2 separate regions of the Mus musculus genome follow, and region 1 is linked to region 2. The links are chromatin contacts, found by Hi-C or POLR2A ChIA-PET in ENCODE. All regions are on one chromosome and are shown on one strand. The core of a region is the stretch at or near the end of the contact, and the rest is flanking DNA. Distances in the headings are between cores, read along the strand shown. Region 1 overlaps Rad51b (RAD51 paralog B). Region 2 holds the start of Zfp36l1 (zinc finger protein 36, C3H type-like 1).

The links. Hi-C counts contacts between places; a loop is a spot of excess contacts on that map. ChIA-PET counts read pairs that join two places held with the same protein, here RNA polymerase II (POLR2A).
Region 1: a map of T-helper 2 cell shows a loop between it and region 2 (2.3-fold over the local background). The contact joins the enhancer-like site here to the promoter of Zfp36l1 in region 2. A Hi-C loop is called at or near these places in 2 of 37 maps with a recorded cell type or tissue (Patski and T-helper 2 cell). POLR2A ChIA-PET finds 5 or more read pairs at or near these places in 1 of 5 experiments (Patski).

What each region holds. Positions count from the first base shown.
Region 1 is chr12:79,639,987-79,643,871 of GRCm38, reverse strand. All of the region lies in intron 7 of Rad51b (RAD51 paralog B), which reads right to left. Among named protein-coding and RNA genes, the nearest start is that of Gm36048, 160 kb to the left of the region's middle. Within about 2 kb of position 1,662, at least 2 of the 3 ENCODE cell types and tissues checked have a DNase peak (open chromatin) inside an H3K27ac peak, as active enhancers do.
Region 2 is chr12:80,111,730-80,115,402 of GRCm38, reverse strand. It overlaps Zfp36l1 (zinc finger protein 36, C3H type-like 1), which reads left to right and starts at 2,390. Exons shown (of 2, transcript NM_007564.5): 1 at 2,390-2,584. The coding sequence starts at 2,528. Gm52006 reads left to right here. Exons shown (of 3, transcript XM_030247048.1): 3 at 781-1,823. The coding sequence ends at 860.

The DNA of each region.
Region 1 (3,885 bases), core at 413-2,912, 470 kb after region 2:
ATCTCTTTGAAGCAGACAGAGACCATCACAGAAAATCACAACCAGTCAAATTATAGAGAATAACTGATCATGGGATGCCTGGCACCAGTGGATATGTCAATAACACAGCTCTTTCACATAAGGTTAAGGAACATTGCAGAAGAGAGGGCAGAAAGAATGTAAGAGCCAGAGGACCAGGAAGTCTGCAGGGAGATCATGTCTCTTGGAAATGACAGGGAAGCTATATCCAGGATACTGAAGTAACACGGATACCTGATCAAGACCCAAACAATGGCAAGAGTAACAGAGAAAAGGGAAATATCATGGGGCACCAACTCCTAGACAAAGAACTACAGGCAACTAATGACTGCTGAGAGAAGAATTAGTCTTCCCCAGGGATGAACTAATTAATTGTGTAATAGCAAGTGGTCAGACTTTAAATAATACACATACAAGCAACACTGAACACACACAGCAATTTAAACATATATACGTATATACATATATGTGTGTGTGTATAGAATACAATATATAAATATAAACACAATGACAATCAAAGAAAAGGAGGCCATGAGTTTGAGAGGGGGTAAAATGGGGAGGGAGGAGAACAGAAGAGGGGTTGGAGAGAGGAAAGGGAAGGGGAGAAATGAGTTAATTATATCTTAATTATAATTTTAAAGACAACATGGGAAGTGATAGAGGAAGACACTGGGCATTAACCTCTGGCTTCCACATATCCACAAAATCATATAATATCCACGCACATTAGAGAGGAGATGATTCTAAAACAAGATGTTTAAGAATAAAACAAACTTTCAATAGGAAGGCAAGGAATGAGCCAACAGTTAGTAGGCTACTCAGTAGACTGAAAAGGTTGAGTTTGCAGGCTGGGGAGGAACCATGCACTGGTAGGTGTGGGCAAGGGAAAGGACACAGATTCTTGGATTCTTCTTCTGTCCTGGCCACTAACCACGCTACTAATGCTTTCACTTCTGCTAAACTGTGATGACAAGAGTTTCCGAAGAAAAAGCTGCTACATAAGCGCAGACAGACAGACAGACAGCGAGCCGGTTAAGTGTGCTGCAATTACACACAGAATTGGGATCTGTAATAGGAGTTCATGACAGGGGCCAATTCCATGTGGACATTTGTCTTTCCAGTTTTACTTGGACCTGTAGAGAGTAGCTCACTCAGGGTCTACTGAGCCATTTGAATTTGTTCTTGTTTTCCTACTTTAAGTGGTATTTGTATTTTTCAGACCACTTACTATATATACAGTAGCAATGCAAAATAATAAAAGATTGATTCTTGATATGTTTGGAAATCAAGAAGTATTATATTAGTGCCTTTGCTTCCTGTTGGGCACCTGGCCTTATGGGGAAAACTCAGCTGGGTGGGGACAACAGAGGCAGAGGTTTGTCCTTGGTTTTTTAATTCATTCATATCAAAATGCCAGTGGTGGGTTACAGCTGTTTTCTTTTATGGCATTCCACCACTCCTTTAAAGAAAAGTCCCAGAGAACCTGTAAGTACTGACTGTCCATTTCCACTTAGCTGATGTCTCATGGAATTCCAAATCCTGGTGTGGGGAGCAAGCCCTGCAGTTGACTTCCTGGAAGGGCTTCCCACTGAGAAGAGATGTCATGCTTCTTTCTCCCTCCCCAACACCCCTTCCTGTGGACTCCTGCCCTCCGGTGGGCGGGCGGCAGGCAGGACCACAGTGAAATCACTAAATCGGCCTGTTGGGCTAGTGAATCCGGGTGAGTGAGTGAGTCAATTCTCTTTAACTCTGTGGTCTCAACTTCTTGTTAGCTTATTGCAAAATTAAAGGGCACATGGAGAGCAGAACCATCAATCAGTAACCAGCAGAGGAACGAGCTCTTTGTGGAATGCACTAAAAACAGGAAAGATGAAGAAAAAAAAAAATGAAAAGGAACCTTATGAAATGATCATTTCTTAGGAGAACAGAGAGAAAATTCCCCTGCGCACATGCAGCATTATTTAGGAAAAGTCTTATTGAAGGTTTCCTATCTCACCAGGGGAGCAAGCACAGGAATGCAAACAAAATCCCTCAAATGAGCTGCCCTTTATTAGAGCTATTTGTGTGTGTGTGTGTGTGTTTTGCTGTATTCCACAGGCATAGTAGATATGGGCCAAGGGGCTGGGACAGTGACTCAGCAGACCCAAGACCAGGGGAAGGGAAAGAGAAGCCATTATTGTTTATTATCAGACAAACAAACAACAATCACTGGTTTCTACAGGCTCTGCTCAAAGCTGACCTTCCCCCCAGCACATCTTAATTCAGAGCTAAAGTTTTTGAGGCCATGCCTTTTTTAGAATACCTAGCAAATACTATTTGATGAGGACAAACCCTGAAAAGGCTGGAGAAGAAAACTAATATTTACAGAGTGCCAATCACCATGCGCAGTGTCTTGTTTAAATAACCCTCTTAAGGGACTCAGGGTATAGCTCAGAGAAAAAGTGCATGCCTGGGACACACAGGCCCTGGTGTAAACCATGACATTGCAATAAATAAATAACTTTCTATAATAGCCATCACAGCTCTGTGATGTAGATGACATTATCTCCCTATTTTATAGATTAAAAAAAATACTGAGCAACTGGGTTGAAGAAATAGCTCAATCAGTAAATTAAGATCTAATTCAACCTTCACATCCACATAAAAAGCCCCATGTGATGGTGCCCACTTGTAATCCCAGCCCCCGGGGAAGTAGAGATCCACAGGCCCCTAAGGTTTGCTGGCCAGCCAATTTAGCCTAATTGATAAGCCATAGGTCCCAGCAAGAGACTCTGTCTCAAAACACAAGATGGGCATCTCCTAAGGAAAGACACTCAAGTTTGGATTGACCTCTGTCCTATGTATGTATACACACACACACACATATACACACACTCACATAGCAAGTTGCTGAGCTTGTAGCAAGCAACAACATTGTGTGACTATAAAACAATCTTTTAGGGCTGGTGAGATGGCTCAGTGGGTAAGAGCACCCGACTGCTCTTCCGAAGGTCCAGAGTTCAAATCCCAGCAACCACATGGTGGCTCACAACCATCCGTAACGAGATCTGACTTCCTCTTCTGGAGTGTCTGAAGACAGCTACAATGTACTTACATATAATAAATAAATAAATCTTTAAAAAAAAAAAAAAACAATCTTTTATAATTTAGATACCATTCAGGAAATCTACTGTTGCATCCTACATCCCACTGGCAGGAATGAAAAGCAGATAGTGATAGGAATGGCATTCTGGTAACTCACCAGCATAAACTTTCCATGCTGACATTTTCCTGATCAGTTTCTTTTCCAAGAAGGCCCATTATAGAGGATAGAAAGGCAAGGAACTAAGGGGCGTAGGGAGCAGCTTGCACTGGTAGGCAGAAAGACCTTTAAAATACAACATGGCTCACTTCTTACCTGTGAGATGCAGCTTTGTAAATAACATAACTATGGTGAAGAATTTTGTAGGTTATTTTAAAATAACTTTAAATATCTAGTTTGTGTGAATGAATATAAATTCTTATCTGAACCTCACGGCCAGCAATAGATACTGCAATCAGAAAGAATAACCTGTCTAATGTTTACATTTAAATGGAACCAAACCCAGGCCCAACTGACTCTATATCCTTCCTCTTGACACTCGTTGATCCCAGTGGGAGCTCACCTTCCAGAGACAGGGAAAACTGCCACAAGGATGGAATCTCATTGTCTTTGATGTGAGAACAGGCTGCTTGGGACCCGTATTCTCCTATGGAAAATGGGTTATTGCTTACTTATTTTCTCTAATGGTTACTCATTATGAACAGCTTTAAAGCTAGGCAGTGATGGCTCATATCTTTAATTCCAGCATTGTAGAGGCAGAGGCAGAGGCAGAGGCAAGGGCAGAG
Region 2 (3,673 bases), core at 1,141-3,640:
GGATCTGGGAAGGCGTAGGAAATTCGAGGAATCACACCCCCCCTTTTGAGAAAAAAAAAAAAAACAACAAAATTATTTAAGCAGCTCGGGGTGTCCAAGACCGCTCGGTCGCCTCAGGGACAGCACCACCCAGCGAGGTCGCCCCTCCCCGGCCAGGGTTCCCCCCTGCAGCTGAGCTTCGCAAACACTCGGGAGTTTAGAGCAGCCCGGAGGGTGATGCGGACTGAAAAGCCGAAATAACTTCACATCAGGACTCCGTCTAACCTTGTGGGTTTTAACGCACCCTGCTCTGTCCTGAAATCTGGAACTCATTACCTCATCATCGAGAAACTGCACGAAATCCGCGGCACACACACCAACCCCCCCCTGGAGCTGGGGAGGGGAAGGAGCAAACATCCCTTTAAAAAGAAACCTACACACCCGAATGATTTAAATTAAGGTGGATGGAAGTTATTTCCCTTCCTGGCGCTTGCCAGATTTCAAGAAAAGATGAAAAATGAGAGCGGGGGAGGGAAGGCACAGCAGCAGCAGCAAAACCCGGGGCAGCAGCCGTGTTAAAAAATGGGGGGGGGGGGCATCAACTCAAGTCACTGGAGAGGAGTCAAGCAGAGACCCCGCGGGGAATTAACGTTAGGTTCGTGGGCTGCAGTAAAAGTCGTGTTTCGCAAAGTTGAAAGAAAAAAAATTGTTTCTAAAACAGTTGTGATTTGGAAGGTTTCCCTGGGTTTGCCCAGAGGCTGGCGATAAATAAAAGTTTTGTTTTTTTTTTTTTTCTTAAAGTGTGCGTGTGTGTAAGGGGTGGTGCGCCTCGAACGCTCTGCTCCGCCCGCTCCGTCCTTTCCAGAGAAACGTACTCGTAATGGGGTGACCTAATTACATCGCAATGGAACTCGCTGGTAGCCACTCGGAGCACCGGGTTTCATAACAGACCCGGCGGCCTCGAATGCTGGGAAGAAACGTGCGAGGCCTGGGCGGTGCGGCCCGCGATTTCCGCCCGGGTCTCCACTGCAGCACGCGAGCCGGTGCGGGTGGGAGGCAGCCAGACCTAATAGTAAATAAACACATAGTTCGTGGTTTTAAAGGGCGGTGTAATTCATTGAAGGCCACTGAGTTCCGTGGGTCTTATTGCTTGGTACCCCCAAACCGGGCATAGTGACAAGCCATATGTTCCGTTCGCGTGGGGGCGGGAGAGCAGCAAGAAGTGTCGCTTCCCCCACCTCTACCTTCCTTCTTACCAAAGTAACTTTTTCCCCCCTTGTTTTTAACATTCGGGGATGTGTGGAGGAGGCAGCCCGAATTCAAAGCGCGCGTGGAAAGTGACTTGTTGCTCTTTTATTTTCAGGGGGTGCCCTTGAAAGTCTGGACTTTTCTGCTGTAGCAAGTTTAAAGATCGGTTATGTGAACAAAGCGCCCCATCTAGGTCTGAAAGAATTCTGCCCAGGCAGTGGTGCCCCCACCATACCGGGAAAACGCAGGCTGCCGGCCCAGCACGCGTGGACCCCGCGCTGCGCGCAAAATCTTACTGCTCTCGCCCCCTCCAGCCTAGGCTCTCCTGGAGAAAAAGTTTTCTCTGGTCATCCCTACTTCTTTTGCTCACTGATGGGAAACAACAAACATAAAACTCTTGACTCGAACATTTGGGGTGCTCCGCATTCCTAAACTCCTCGCCCAGCTCATTTTGCGATGGGCAGCCGGGTGTGGACAGGGAAGTCAGGGGAAGGTAAGTCGTGCGGGCACTTGGAGAAGTTTCAAGGGACACTAGCTCAAGATGGAAACCGCAGCCCTGGCCCGCTCAAGACCAGCTCCAGCGCCTGCTAGGAAGAAAAAAAAAAAAAAAAAAGACAGGGGGGAGAGGGAGGGAGGAGGGGGGGGAGAGAGAGAGAGAGAGAGAGAGAGAGAGAGAGAGAGAGAGAGAGAGAGGAGAGTCGAGCCCGCCTTCCAACTCTTAAAAAAAAAAACCAACAAACACAACAACTCGAACTCCGAAGGGGGTGGAATGAGTGATGTCACAGAGCCGAGCAGCGAGGTTGACAAAGGGTGGGCGCCCCTCCCCCTCTGCCGGGCTCGGCCCAGGGGAGGGGCGCCCCCGGAGCCCGCGGACTCGAAACTTTTCCTCTTTAAGAAAAAAAAGTTTTGCGCCGCTCCGAGTGCTTTTTTTTTTTTTTTTTTTCCGCCTTCTTTCCTCGTCTCCCTCCCCCTTCTTCCTTTTGAAAGTTTCTTTCCTCCCCCTTTACCCCTCCCTCCCTCTTGACCGCATGGCTGATTCAACCTCAGTGTCAATCAACTTTTTTTCCGCCTCCTCTTCTTCATTTAAATACGTTTAAAGCTCCTCCTTCCACCCCCCCCAACCCACCAAATCTTATAAATTGGGCTTTGCGCGCCGCAGCCCGGGAGAGTCAGAAAGGCGAGGGGCGCCGGGAGCAGGCGTGTGGGACTCCTGACCGGAGAGCCGGAGGCTGCGCCTTCCCCGCACCGGGACCTTCACGACACACCAGATCCTAGTCCTTGCCCCGTGCGAACGCCCACGATGACCACCACCCTCGTGTCCGCCACCATTTTTGACTTGAGCGAAGTTTTATGCAAGGTAAAGCAGGGCGGAGCGTTGGCTTTTTGAAAGTTTCTCTTGTGCTCCAAGAAACTCTAAAAAGTTTGGGTCTCGGGGACGTGAAGGAGTTTCACTGCTTGCGTTTCCCTCCATGGTGAAGGAATTTGTTTATGTCCTCCTCGCACTTAAGTTTCAGGTCCCAGGTGGGGTTCTGTGAATCCGGGGAGCAAAGTTCTGGGCGACTGCTCCAGTTTGCGGGGCAAGGAGGTGCGGAAGAGTGGTTAGGTTTGGGACGAATTTTGAAGGATTCTTTTCTGCATGGTGCACCTCCGGAGCTGGGCTAAGCGGGTGGGCTCGGCTTCGCAGTGTGCGCCTTGGGTTTCCTGTACCCGCTGGAGATGTTCGAGGTTACCCAACACCTTTTGCTAGGGGTCTCTAGGAAAAGCGAGGTCTCAGGGCGGTATCTGACTGGGAGAATTTTCCTGTCTGTTTTGGGGAGCTAAGAGATAATGCGACGAAGAAAGAGGCCGACTTAAGGTTCAAAAAGATGTAGGCAAAGCGACTTTGTAGTGGAGTTTGTCCGCCCCAGCTGGGCTAGGTTCCCGCTGCGGGAGCTGGTCGATCGTGCTGCAAACTTGGGGCTGAAACTGTTTGCTTACCTGGGTTGTGAGGCACTACGGTTCGTTGACTAAGGAATAGGGGAACAAAATGCTGCCAGACCTCAAGTTCCCGCCAGTTAGGATTTAAGAGGGCCAAAATGGGGCAGTTTGCCAGTCAGGTTTTTGAAAAACAAAACAGAAAAAAACTTTTAAAACCGTAATGTTCCAGGAGTGCGATTGAAATAACTCCGTGAATGTTGTTAATTTTTTGCCCGCTCTACTTCCCCCAACCCCCCAATTTGAAAGGATGAAGCTGCTAGGCTACTTTTAATTGCTGAACTGTTTTTGCCTTCCCTTAAACACGTCGGGTCATGTTGCTCTCTTCCTAGCTCGCTGCTCCTGTCGGTGCAGCTGCCAAGGCCCCGGGGCTGCAGGGTTGGGGTGCAGGGCCGTGCTGGAGTTGAAGAGCAACATCAAAAACTTTGCATTTTCGGCTTCTTTCCCTCCCTGCGTTTTTCCAAGTCTGTTT